2 separate regions of the Mus musculus genome follow, and region 2 is linked to region 1. Evidence: chromatin loops called from intact Hi-C (ENCODE). Cell type or tissue: gastrocnemius. All regions are shown on one strand. Links, peaks and the distances in the headings refer to the core of each region. The heading gives the core; the rest is flanking DNA. Region 1 holds the start of Wdr20 (WD repeat domain 20). Region 2 overlaps Mok (MOK protein kinase).

Region 1 (5,373 bases), core at 109-5,108:
GCTATTACGAATTATAACATGTGCACTGCAGCCTCCCTTTTTAAAGAAGTGCAAAGGAAAGTTTCCCAGGTATCCAAGGTCAGCCAGCAGTGAGTCAGTAACAGGGTTGGGAACTGCACTAAAACTTCAGTTCCTACTCTTCAAACCACTGGATACTTTCCCAACCCCGAGAGAGGAGAGTCAACCAGCTATTTCCAAACGCTTCGGGAGTTCACTGACAAGAATAAAGACAAGTCAGAAGATTCACCTTGGACCAAAGAAACAAGCTTACGTTTGCACACCATCATTCCTTCCCTTGTCCTCCTAACCGTACAGTGCAACATAAACAGCAGCTGACTTTGGATATAGCCATCCCTGGGAACACGTCCTCTTCAATATGGACAACGTACTTTCCCACTAACTGAACATTTATAAGTGAATCTTCCATCACCTTGTCACATTCCGTTGGAGGTGCTATGGAGTGCATACATTTCCTTACTCTCTCAATGGTCAAAAGTTAAAATAAGCAATTCTTGCCAGTGACCAAAAAATAAAAAAATAAAATAAAATAAAAGCGCCAATAAATTGCTGCTTTTAACGAGACATTTTAAAACTCGATTGCATGCGTCACAGAATTACTGTTAAGTTCTTGGCTGGTTACTTTAAAGTAGCATTTAAGGCCTATCCCTCCCTGTTTGGGACATAGCCTGACTCGTTAGACAAGATAAATCTAGGCACGCTCACACACAACACCTCTGAAGCAACTTAGCCTATTTGAAAACATAATTCCAACCTCCCTAGTCTTGAGTACTCAGCCCTCTTACACTGCAAGGGACAGAATGACCCTCTTCAAAAACCTTTCGGGAGACGGTTCCCTCCGCGGAGACAATGACAGGCGACCTCCCGGAAAGGTTTTTGGAAACAGTGCTGACACCAGGAGAAGTGTCAGTGCGGCAGCAGGTGGAGTAGCCCTGCGTGCCGAGCAGGTCCTTTCTGACCTAGTCTCCAAGTCCTCCGCCTCCCTGTCCCGGTTCCGCCTTACGGACCTTTCCAAGCCGCCTCGCGTCCCGGTTCTCTCACCCAGGGCAGGACTCTCGAGCCTCCCGGGAAGCGAGGCCACCTAAAACGGCCGCCGCACCTCTTCCGGGGACTCGCAGGCCCGCTCCCGGGCGGGATCGGAACCTGACAGACCCCGCCGGGGGAGGAGGCGACCGGCTACTCCCGGGGCATCTCCGCGACCCGGCTCCAGAGCCCCCTCCTCCCCTAGGAGGCAGCGCTGCCGCCGGCGCCTCACTCCCGAAGCCCCCTCTCCTCCGGAGCACCTCAGCGGAGTTACCGGCCCACTCAAAAGTACAAGTGCCGGCCGCCCCCACCGGTCACCCCGGCCTCGCTGTCACCGCCCAGCTCCCGGCCTCGGCCCGCGCCGCCGGCGCGCCCCCGGTGACGCCCGGGTCGGTACCTTGCGGACCCCCTTGTAGATATAGAAGTAGAGCTCCCGGCCCACATTGAAGCAGAGGCGGTCGCCGTTGCCAGACTGGTCGTTGAGGTTTACGAAGGAGACGCGGACAGGGTTGGATCCCTGCGAGTTGAAGGGCACCCGGTTGGGCCGGCTGTACTCCGAGTGCTGCAGCAGCTTGTACAGACCTTCCCGGGTGGTGAATTGGGTCTTAATCTCGTTCATCTCCTTCCCTCCTCCCTCCGTCGCCATCTTGGAAAGCAGCGTTCATCCTGCCCTAAGTGCCCGGATCACGCCCACCGCGCAGGCGCCGTCCTCGGCCGCTCGCTTTCTCCACTCCCCACCCCCTTCTCCGCGGCCCCGCCCACTGGCGAGCCAGCCCCCACGAAGGCGGGCCGAAGCGAAGGGGGCGGGCTAGTTTTTAATGGTCCAACTGCGCACGCGCGCTCACCTGGCGCGCTCCACCCGGAGGGGCGTGCGCAAGCTCCTCCCCTGGGTGCCGCCCTCCTGGTGCGGGTCGAAGCGAGCGCGCTGAGCGTTGGTGCGGGGCTCCTGTCTCGCTCTGCAGCTTCGCTGAGGGACCCGATCCCTAAGAGACGCCACCGCGTTGGCCTTGGCCAGCTGGTGGTCCCGGCAGAGCCTGAGGCGAGCAGTGAAGTCCGGTGTTTGGACGTGTATGTCCCAGCTGTCCGCGATCCTCCCTGGGAAGCTAGGGAGGACTCCGACGGTCCGCTTGGGTGCGGGGTACCGATGCCTGGTGACAAGCCCCTCTACGTCTCACAGAAGATATCGATGGATTGGGCTTTATTACAGCTCAGGGTTTGGTTTGGTTTGGTTTGGTTGGGTTGGGTTGGGTTTTGTAGGCGGGGTGGGAAGAACCGCATGAATGTACAGGACTTGTGTTTTCAAGTCTCACCTGAAACCTTCCTGGTGAGCATTGGCTTGTTCTTGAGAAAGTAGGTTCTGTCGGAACTTCTGTCTCCTGTGCCTCTTAATAAAGGTTAAGCTAATTGATTTTCTTAAAGCCTCAAACGGAACCTGAAGTTGTTTGCCAGGAGAACCATCGAGTTGTGCTGAATATCCTGTACAAAGTATTAGGTGAAGGCAAGCGCACACATTAAAGTAGGACCTAACAGTCACCATTTGATGCTTCGATTTCTGGGTGTGTGCACTGGAATACAAAGGCTTCTAAAGTGATAAACGTTAAAATAGAATTCTAGAGCGGAGAAAATGTTACACGAAGAATGACCTATCCCTGAGAAATCCTGTCTGTAGAGCGAGCCCAGTACACTGTGGGCACCTGTGCTTCCAGACAGAAGGAATGCCTGAGCCCGGAGCTGGGAGGCTGCTACCCGAGCCCACAGACCGAGACTCCAACCTCACAAAAATTAATTGTACACAAGGGGGAGTGTTCTAAAGAAGTATAAATCATAGCCATTTTATGTAGTGGGAAGCAAGTACAGACACAGTAGAAACTGTGCCAGTGATGTAATAAGGCATTTGACTAACATCCTGTAGAACTGGCAAAAGAAAAAAAAAAAAGCACTACAGTAAATCCTTTTTTTGTTGTTTTTGTTTTTGATACTGTATTTCACTAAATAGCCCTGGCTGTCCTGGAACTCAACCAGAGATTAGGCTCCAACTCAGAAATCCATCTGTCTTTAACTACCAAGTGCTGGGCTTAATGGCATGAACCACACACCCAGCTTTAAAATCCTTTTTTTTTTTTTTTTTTGGTGGTTTTTTTTTTTTTCTTTTGGTGTTTTTTTGAGTTCTGGATCAAAGGCATGTGCCACCATCACCTGACTTTAAAAGTCTTCTTAATACATCCCTAGAATGCACTTTAAATTTCATTTTGTTGTTATTTGTCTTTTCCTATGAATGCAAATTTGTCTTTTCCATAAAATGCAAATATGGATCACAACTCTTAAAAATACTAGGGGGTGTTCAGTGGATAATCCCAAGCTCCCATAGCTATGCTATTTTGTACCAAAAACATGTTTATAATGGTCATCTTGAAGGATAAATAACAGCCTGAATTATCTAAAAAGAATTCAGTTTGAATTTCTAGTTAATGGGGGAAAATATACTTTGGGAGGGGACACCTCAGCCAGCAAAAACTGAAAAAAAAGTATATTGACCTTCAACCATAATATTAAATTTCCCATGAGACCAATATACTACTGAGTATGATGACATATGCTTTAATTTCAGCATTTAGGAGGGCGAGACAGATAGACATTAAGGCTGTCCTGAGTACTACACAGCCCACAAAGGGCCACATACTGAAACTTTGTCTTAAAAAAGTAAAAGACCACTATGCCTTAAGATTTACACTGGGAGCTGGAGAGATGGCTCAGCAGTTAAGAGCACTGGCTGCTCTACCAGAGGTCCTGAATTCAATTCCCAGCAACCACATGGTGGCTCACAACCATCTGTAATGGGATCTGATGCCCTCTTCTGGTGTGTCTGAAGACAGCGACAGTGTACTCATATACATACAGACATACATACATCATATATAAATATTCTTTTGTTTGGTTGGTTGGTTTTTCAAGACAGGGTTTCTCTGTGTAGCCCAGGTTAGCCTCGAACTCAGAAATCTGCCTGCTTCTGCCTCCTGAGTGCTAGGATTAAAGGTGTGTACCACCATGCCCGGCTACATACATAAATATTCTTAAAAAATATTTATATTAGAGTTTGTTTGTTCCTGTACAAACTGAACATTTTGCTTTGCCAGACATGGTAGCATCCTCCTGGGATGCTGTCATTCCTACAGACTGAGAAAGGAGGATGGAGGACCCAAAGCCAGCCAAGCATCACACCTGTGATAGCAGTGCTCGGGAGGTGGGAGCCGAAGGATGGAGTCAGGAGTTCAAAACCATCCTCAGTCATGTGTGATGGTTGCACATACTTGGCCCAGGGAGTGGCACTGTTAGGCGGGGTGGCCCTGTTGGAGTAGGTGTGTCACTGTGAGTGTGAGCTTTAAGACCCTCATCCTAGTCGCCTGGAAGCCAGTCTTCTGCTAGCAGCCTTCAGATGAAGATGTAGAACTCTCAGCTCCTCCTGCACCATACCTGCCTGGATGCTGCCATGCTCCTGCCTTGATGATAATGGACTGAACCTCTGAACCTGTAAACCGGCCCCAATTTAATGTTGTCCCTATAAGAGTTGCCTTGGTCATGGTGTCTCTTCACAGCAGTAAAACCCTAAGACCTATAGTCACTTGAGAAACCAGCCTGGCCAGCCTGGGTGTACTGGCTGGTTATGTGTTTCAGCTTGACACAGGATGGAGTTATCACAGAGAAAGGAGCTTCAGTTGGGGAAATGCATCCATGAGACCCAGCTGTGGGGCATTTTCCCAATTAGTGATCAAGTGGGGAGGGCCCCTTGTAGGTGGTACCATCCCTGAGCTGATAGTATTGGGTTCTATAAGAAAGCAAGCTGAGCCTTTAATCCCAGCACTTGGGAGGCAGAGGCAGGTGAATTTCTGAGTGCAAGGCCAGCCTGGTCTGCAGAATGAGTTCCAGGACAGCCAGAGCTACACAGAGAAACTCTGTCTCAAAAAGAGAGAGAGAGAGAGAGAGAGGGAGAGAGAGAGAGAGAGAGAGAGAGAGAGAGAAGGAAGGAAGGAAAGGAAGGAAGGAAAGAAAGGAAAGAAAGGAAGGAAGGAAAGGAAAGAAAGGAAGGAAGAAAGAAAGAAAGAAGAAAAGAAAGAAGAAAAGAAAGAAAGAAGAAAAAGAAAGAAAGAAAGAAAGAAAGAAGAAAAGAAAGAAGAAAAGAAAGAAAGAAGAAAAAGAAAGAAAGAAAGAAAGAAAGAAAGAAAGAAAAAAAGAAAGAAAGAAAGCAAGCTGAGCAAGCCAGGGGAAGCAAGCCAGTAAGAAACATCCCTCCATGGCCTCTGCATCAGCTCCTGCTTCCTGACCTGCTTGAGTTCC
Region 2 (5,373 bases), core at 116-5,115, 69 kb before region 1:
GCCTGCACTCCCCCATCGCCGCACTTCAGGTTGGCCGGAGCTCGGCTGTAAAGCTCCATTGAGGGCGTGCTTGGTAGGGTCTGTACAATACAAGAGGCTTCATGGGAGGCCTGCTTTTGTTTGTGGGTTGTGGGGAGCCGCCACCACATTCAGGGCTGTCTGTGCACCACAGTCTCACCCAAGTTTATCAGGCCAAAGAGCTTCCTTTGCTTGACCTGATTTCTGACGGGCAACTGATCAGTGTTCTGTTTCAAGAAACAGTCCCTGCGGCACGAGGAGGGCCATGCCAGACGACAGGGGCCGACCAGCTTGATGGAGCTTCCCAAACTGAGGCTGTCGGGAATGACCAAACTGTCATCATGTTCCAGCCCTGCACTGCGGTCAGTGCTGGGCACTGGAGCAAATGGAAAAGTCCCTGTGCTGAGACCCCTGAAGTGTGCTGCTGTGAACAAGAAGGTAGTACGTCTCTAGCTTCTCTGTGGGGCTGCTCTCAGTCTGGCCTTGGCCTCCACTCAGTGTCTGTGGTTCTTCTTCACCAGACAGACACGCAGAAGGACATCAAACCTCACCTGAAACACTATCACCTGCCCACGATCAACAGGAAAGGGGGCGAATACTGAACGGCCCGCCACCCAGTCGTCCTCTTGGAGAGCAAGGGCTGGCACCATGGCAGGCGTAGGCCTCTGCGGCTGAGAGTGGATGGGCCAGAGGCTGCCCCATGCTGGTGCTCCTCGCACTGCGTGGTGGCCAGGACATGCTGCCTTGCAGCCTGTCTCTCTCCACAAGCTGGAGCCTTGCGTGTTTGCAGCTCCAGAGCGGCTGCACTGAATGTTTCCGTTTAATATATTTGTAAAACCACCTTATGCAAGGGTTTGTTTCATTTTCTTAATGTAAGGATCTGAGGTGACTTTCTATGAAAGAACAGATATGATGGGGCATGGCAGCTAGCTCGTGCCTGTAATTCTAGCACTCAGGAGGCAGAGGAGGAGGAGGCCTGGGCTATACAGTGAGTATCCCTGCCTCAAAAAGAGAAATAAAAGATAGACCAAAATCTGTGATGAGGGACGTAGGCTTAGTTGAGAGGCGGTTGTGCATGTTGTACCTCAGTGTTTCCTGACAGGACTGGCAGGTATTGTAGGTGTTGTGACTGTGGTACCTCCTAGGAATGCTGTTGGAGACAGAATCCCACTGAATAAGGCACTGTCACAGTGTCTCATCCAAACATTCTTCACTTAGATATGTTGAGCCACACCTTTGTGTTTGCTTTCCTGAGCTGCAGATGGGCAGGCTGATCTCCGAGTGCCAGCTTCAAGTGGCCACATTGTCTTGGCTGCCAATGCCTAGGCTCCTTTAGGGATGTCCACCAAGTTGACTGGATTGCCAGTGTTGCTTGGAGCAAGTAGGAAAGTTGGGGCACCTTGTGCCCTGGAAAAAGACACTGGGCTAGGGAGATAGTGTGCAGGTAAGATGCTTGCTGCATCTGAGGACCTGAATCAGGTTCCATAGAGTCCGTGTAACATCCCTATAACCCCATCACTGGGGAAGGGAACAGTACAGAATGGGAAAGACAGGAGGGTCTCTGGGGGCTTTCTGGCCCCTAAAGCGTGCTGAACCAAAACCCAGCAAGCTCCAGATTCAGTGAGATTATCCCGTGGGAATCAATGACTCAGAAAACAGTTAATGGCACACTAGGTGTCCTCCTGGGACTCCTGCACATGCGCATGGGTGCACTCTAGCACACAGTGTGTGTTCTCCTCCTGCCTGTTTTACTACAGGGAAGGGATGGAAACACTATAAAAACAGCACTGAGTGGACTCAGGGCAAAAGCAGCCATCAGACAGCTGGACTTGAGCACAAGATCCCCCTAAGCTCCTTAGGGCTTGTTTTTGCTTTTGCCATGTGGAATCCGGGGCCCCATGCACTCTGGGTAAGCAGTCTTAGCAGTAGCCTAGCCTCTGCTCAGTCCTGGGGAACAAAGGAATTGAGTATGCTTTTTTTCTTTTCTATCTTTTCAAATTTATACCATTTAAAAAGCAAAACTTCACAGGGAAGTATTGAGTCTCAATCTGATCCCTTCCTTAAGGACTCTACTGACCCAAGCTTCAGGCCACCAGGCAGGTGGGGGGGTTGGGGCAGTGACACCACAGGACAATGTGGGACAGCAGAGGGCAGTATGGGCGTGGAACATTGTGGGTATGGGTGTCCAGCACAGGCAGGCTTGAGACTGGAGATGGGGCTTAGAATGGGCAGAGCCAGGGCCTGGAGGGTCTCTTCTACATTTATGTGACAGTCTTGTGTACCCTGGCATGGAGGAGAGTGTCTGCAGAGAAGGGCTGTCCTGCCTTTGCTGTTGGTTTTAGGAGTCTCAGTCCAGTAGTATTAACCAGGCTCACAGGCAGGCCAGCACAGAAAGGGCCCAACGATGAGAGCTAGCAGAGCAGGCCTGACAGAACGGCCCAAAGGAGGACCTGCGTGGCTGGCAAGCTGGACTGAGCCTGGGGACAGGGTTAGGGTACCTGCCCCTGGAAAGGCTGCTGCAAGGATCTGAGAGGAAAGCAAGCCTCTCGGCTTTCTCGGCCTCCTGTGCGTCTGGCACACCTGCCCAGCACAGCAGCTTCTGTGAATCGTCACCATAGCATTCTGAATGGAAAGGCCAACAAGCCTCACCATTCTCTGACGTGTATCTAACATGACTGTAGACACTAGGGTGCAGCATTCCCTCTACCTCAGACTTCAGAGTGGCATCTGTCATCTCTTACAGTACCAGGTAAGTGAGCTGTTGTTACTTCCTATGGCTCCAGGACCTGCTGTATGCTGGGTGTCCCTGGTGTTAGGGCAGCTATAGAACCATATGGAAGACATCTTAGACCTCGGGGCTAGGGACTAATCTTAGAAACAGAGCCAGAAGATTGTTACAGGCACAGAGTCATCTAAGGTAAACTGGGACACATCTGGTCAAACACAGACCTGTGACACAGACTGGTGGAGGTTGGCCCCGAGTTGTCAGCAAGAGCCGTGGGGTACAACTGAGCATCTCGTCAAATGGGGCTCAAGTTTCCCACAAATACTTGCTGCCCTGGTGTCCACCTGGTGTCCTCCTGTCACTTCCTATAGATGGGGGCATCGAGGAGGGAGCCACTCTGGGAGGTCACCAGGCTCTGTGCTGCAGGCTTGGGTTTCGAGGGCAGTTCCTAATCACTTTCTTGTGGGTGTTTTGGACTCATAGGGCTGAGTTTCTCTGTGTGATAGATCAGTGTTCCAAGATGACAGGAACACCAAACTGTAAAATGTGCCAACACTTTCTTCTAATATGATCTGAGCATGTGATTCATAAATTGTACTTACATAGTGAGCAGGCTCAATGCCACCGACCCTCATGACCTACCTTGATCACCAGAACCTGCATGGTAGGAAAGGAGGAAAGAGCTCCCTCGAGTGTTCTAACTCCCTACGCAGTGTGCCTCTTGAATGAGGCACGGTGGTGTATGCCTGAAATCCACGCACTGAGACTTGGATGGCCGAGGGAGCATGACTGCTTTCATTTTGAAGTAATCTAAGCTACACTGTGAGTTCCAGGCTAGCCAAGGCCTGTCAAAACAGAACACAACAGAACAAACAGGAAAGAAGAAAGTGAGTCTTGGCGTCCTATGCTGCACCTTCCCAAGATGGAGGCAGGGCTAGGGGCCTTGCAGGCAGCAGCAGAAGGAAGCGGCTTCCCCAGCCTGGGAGCCAGGAACCTACGGTGAATGAAGACAAACTTGGGCTTTGCTTTGTGAACTGTGCAGTAGCATCATCCTGTGGCAAATTCATCCGGCCTAGCTAGAGCCCACACTCCTTCCTTCCACGGCCCCAGTTTAATGGGCTCATTTGGAGAAATGTTTTGATACCTTGTGGCTTACTCTCACCCACATAAAGCCTACATGGAACCCGCTGTGTATGATTCTTTAAAAGCTGTGGAAGCCCCCCCCCCCCCCAGCTTGGAAACCCGGGCATTGTCTCTATCACCGGCAGCAGCTCCAGGTGAGCGAGGAATTCAACCAGAGCAGGCAGACACATGCCAGCAGATGCCAACCCTCCGGAAGCCCCATGTGACTGATGTCCGAGCTAACTCTGTTCTGTGCTGCGGCAGAGGCTGTGGAAACGCACAGTATGTGGTTTCAGCTTTCAAGGACAGCAGGGGGACTCTAAGCCATGAGAAAAGGTCATGTGCCTACACCAAAGTCCCCATGCCGGGCAGCCCCATAGTGTGTGGACTTGGCCCAGAGCCAAGACTTCTCCGACAAGACGCGTTTTTAACAGACTGACAGGAGGATCAAGGACTGTGATACACAAAAAAATGAAGTACTTCAATACCAACCAAGAAATGAGGCCAAAACAAAAAGATCTATACAATTTAAGTTTAAAAAAGGATAAACAAATAGTATATTCAAGATAATTTTAATATTAATGTTTTTGTGAATTAGAAATATCACTCTTAAATGATGAAAATTACTAGTGGGAGTGACTATTTACCCCCATTTCAGAATTACATTATTTACACATATAATACAGACTTGATTGCATCGGAAACAACAGTACTAAAATAAATGTTAACAGATAAAAAGGGCATCTCCTCTCGTATCGTGAGGCCGGGAGCCCGTTACCCCATAGTCAAAGTCATTTCTATTAGCATTAAACTATTTAAGTGCAAACAATGTTTTAAGTCTATGATTGCAGCATCTGTCTGTCTGCAGCACGTGTTTAAGTTGGAGGTGACAGCTGTCTCCATGAGTGCATCCCAGGCTGTCTAATGACCACCTAACGTATAACACACATCAGTGCAAAACCAGAGCCAAGTGCTATTTAGAACAGCTTGATTTAAGGTTTCTGTTCAAGAAACATTTTACTTTACACTATGTATATATGTGTGTGTATATATATATATATATATATATATATATATATATATATATATATGGATTTAGTTACATTGAATTTTAGAGTAAAAAGCAAGAAAACTCCATTTCTCAGTTTTTACTGCAGCCCCAACAGACTGACTTAAAAATGGAAACAACTCTTTGGGTTTAGCAGCTCCACACAGCCCTGCAGGCCGCTGCTGCCTGCCGCCTGCCTGTGGCTCCAGCGCAGCTCATGGCTCCGTTGTCGTCTGTCACTCCCTCGGTCCACGCGTGTCCGGGGAGCCTGGGAGCAGCAGTGCACCTGCTACACTACAGTCCCACCTGGAGAAGTGGCCTGGTTTGGGGATGACAACAAGCCCTGTGAACAAAGCAGTTTCCATTATTCCAGCAAGACACAGGGCAGTGCAGAGAGCCCTGGAGCTCACCCTTGCCAGCCAGCATCCTTTCCAAGGGCTGGAAGCCAGGCTTTAACACA

The links. Peaks named below come from ENCODE experiments on the same cell type or tissue, not always from the same donor. Only the 100,000 strongest peaks of a DNase experiment are listed, where the experiment ranks them.
Region 2: a loop joins it to region 1, with 2.1 times the contacts of the local background. A loop is called at or near these places in 5 of 42 quality-filtered maps.

The regions. Positions count from the first base shown.
Region 1 is chr12:110,734,343-110,739,715 of GRCm38, reverse strand. It overlaps Wdr20 (WD repeat domain 20), which reads right to left and starts at 1,716. Exons shown (of 3, transcript NM_027149.4): 1 at 1,439-1,716. The coding sequence starts at 1,687. In gastrocnemius, for the core only: no CTCF peak of the experiment used is centred there; DNase peaks (open chromatin) are centred at 1,787 and 2,754; H3K4me3 peaks cover 2,508 bases; H3K27ac peaks cover 1,756 bases.
Region 2 is chr12:110,803,288-110,808,660 of GRCm38, reverse strand. It overlaps Mok (MOK protein kinase), which reads left to right. Exons shown (of 12, transcript NM_011973.2): 11 at 256-456; 12 at 540-863. The coding sequence ends at 620. It also overlaps a transcript of Wdr20 not described here. Among named protein-coding and RNA genes, the nearest start is that of Mok, 35 kb to the left of the region's middle. In gastrocnemius, for the core only: a CTCF peak has its summit at 2,162 (motif pointing right); DNase peaks (open chromatin) are centred at 694, 2,166 and 4,235.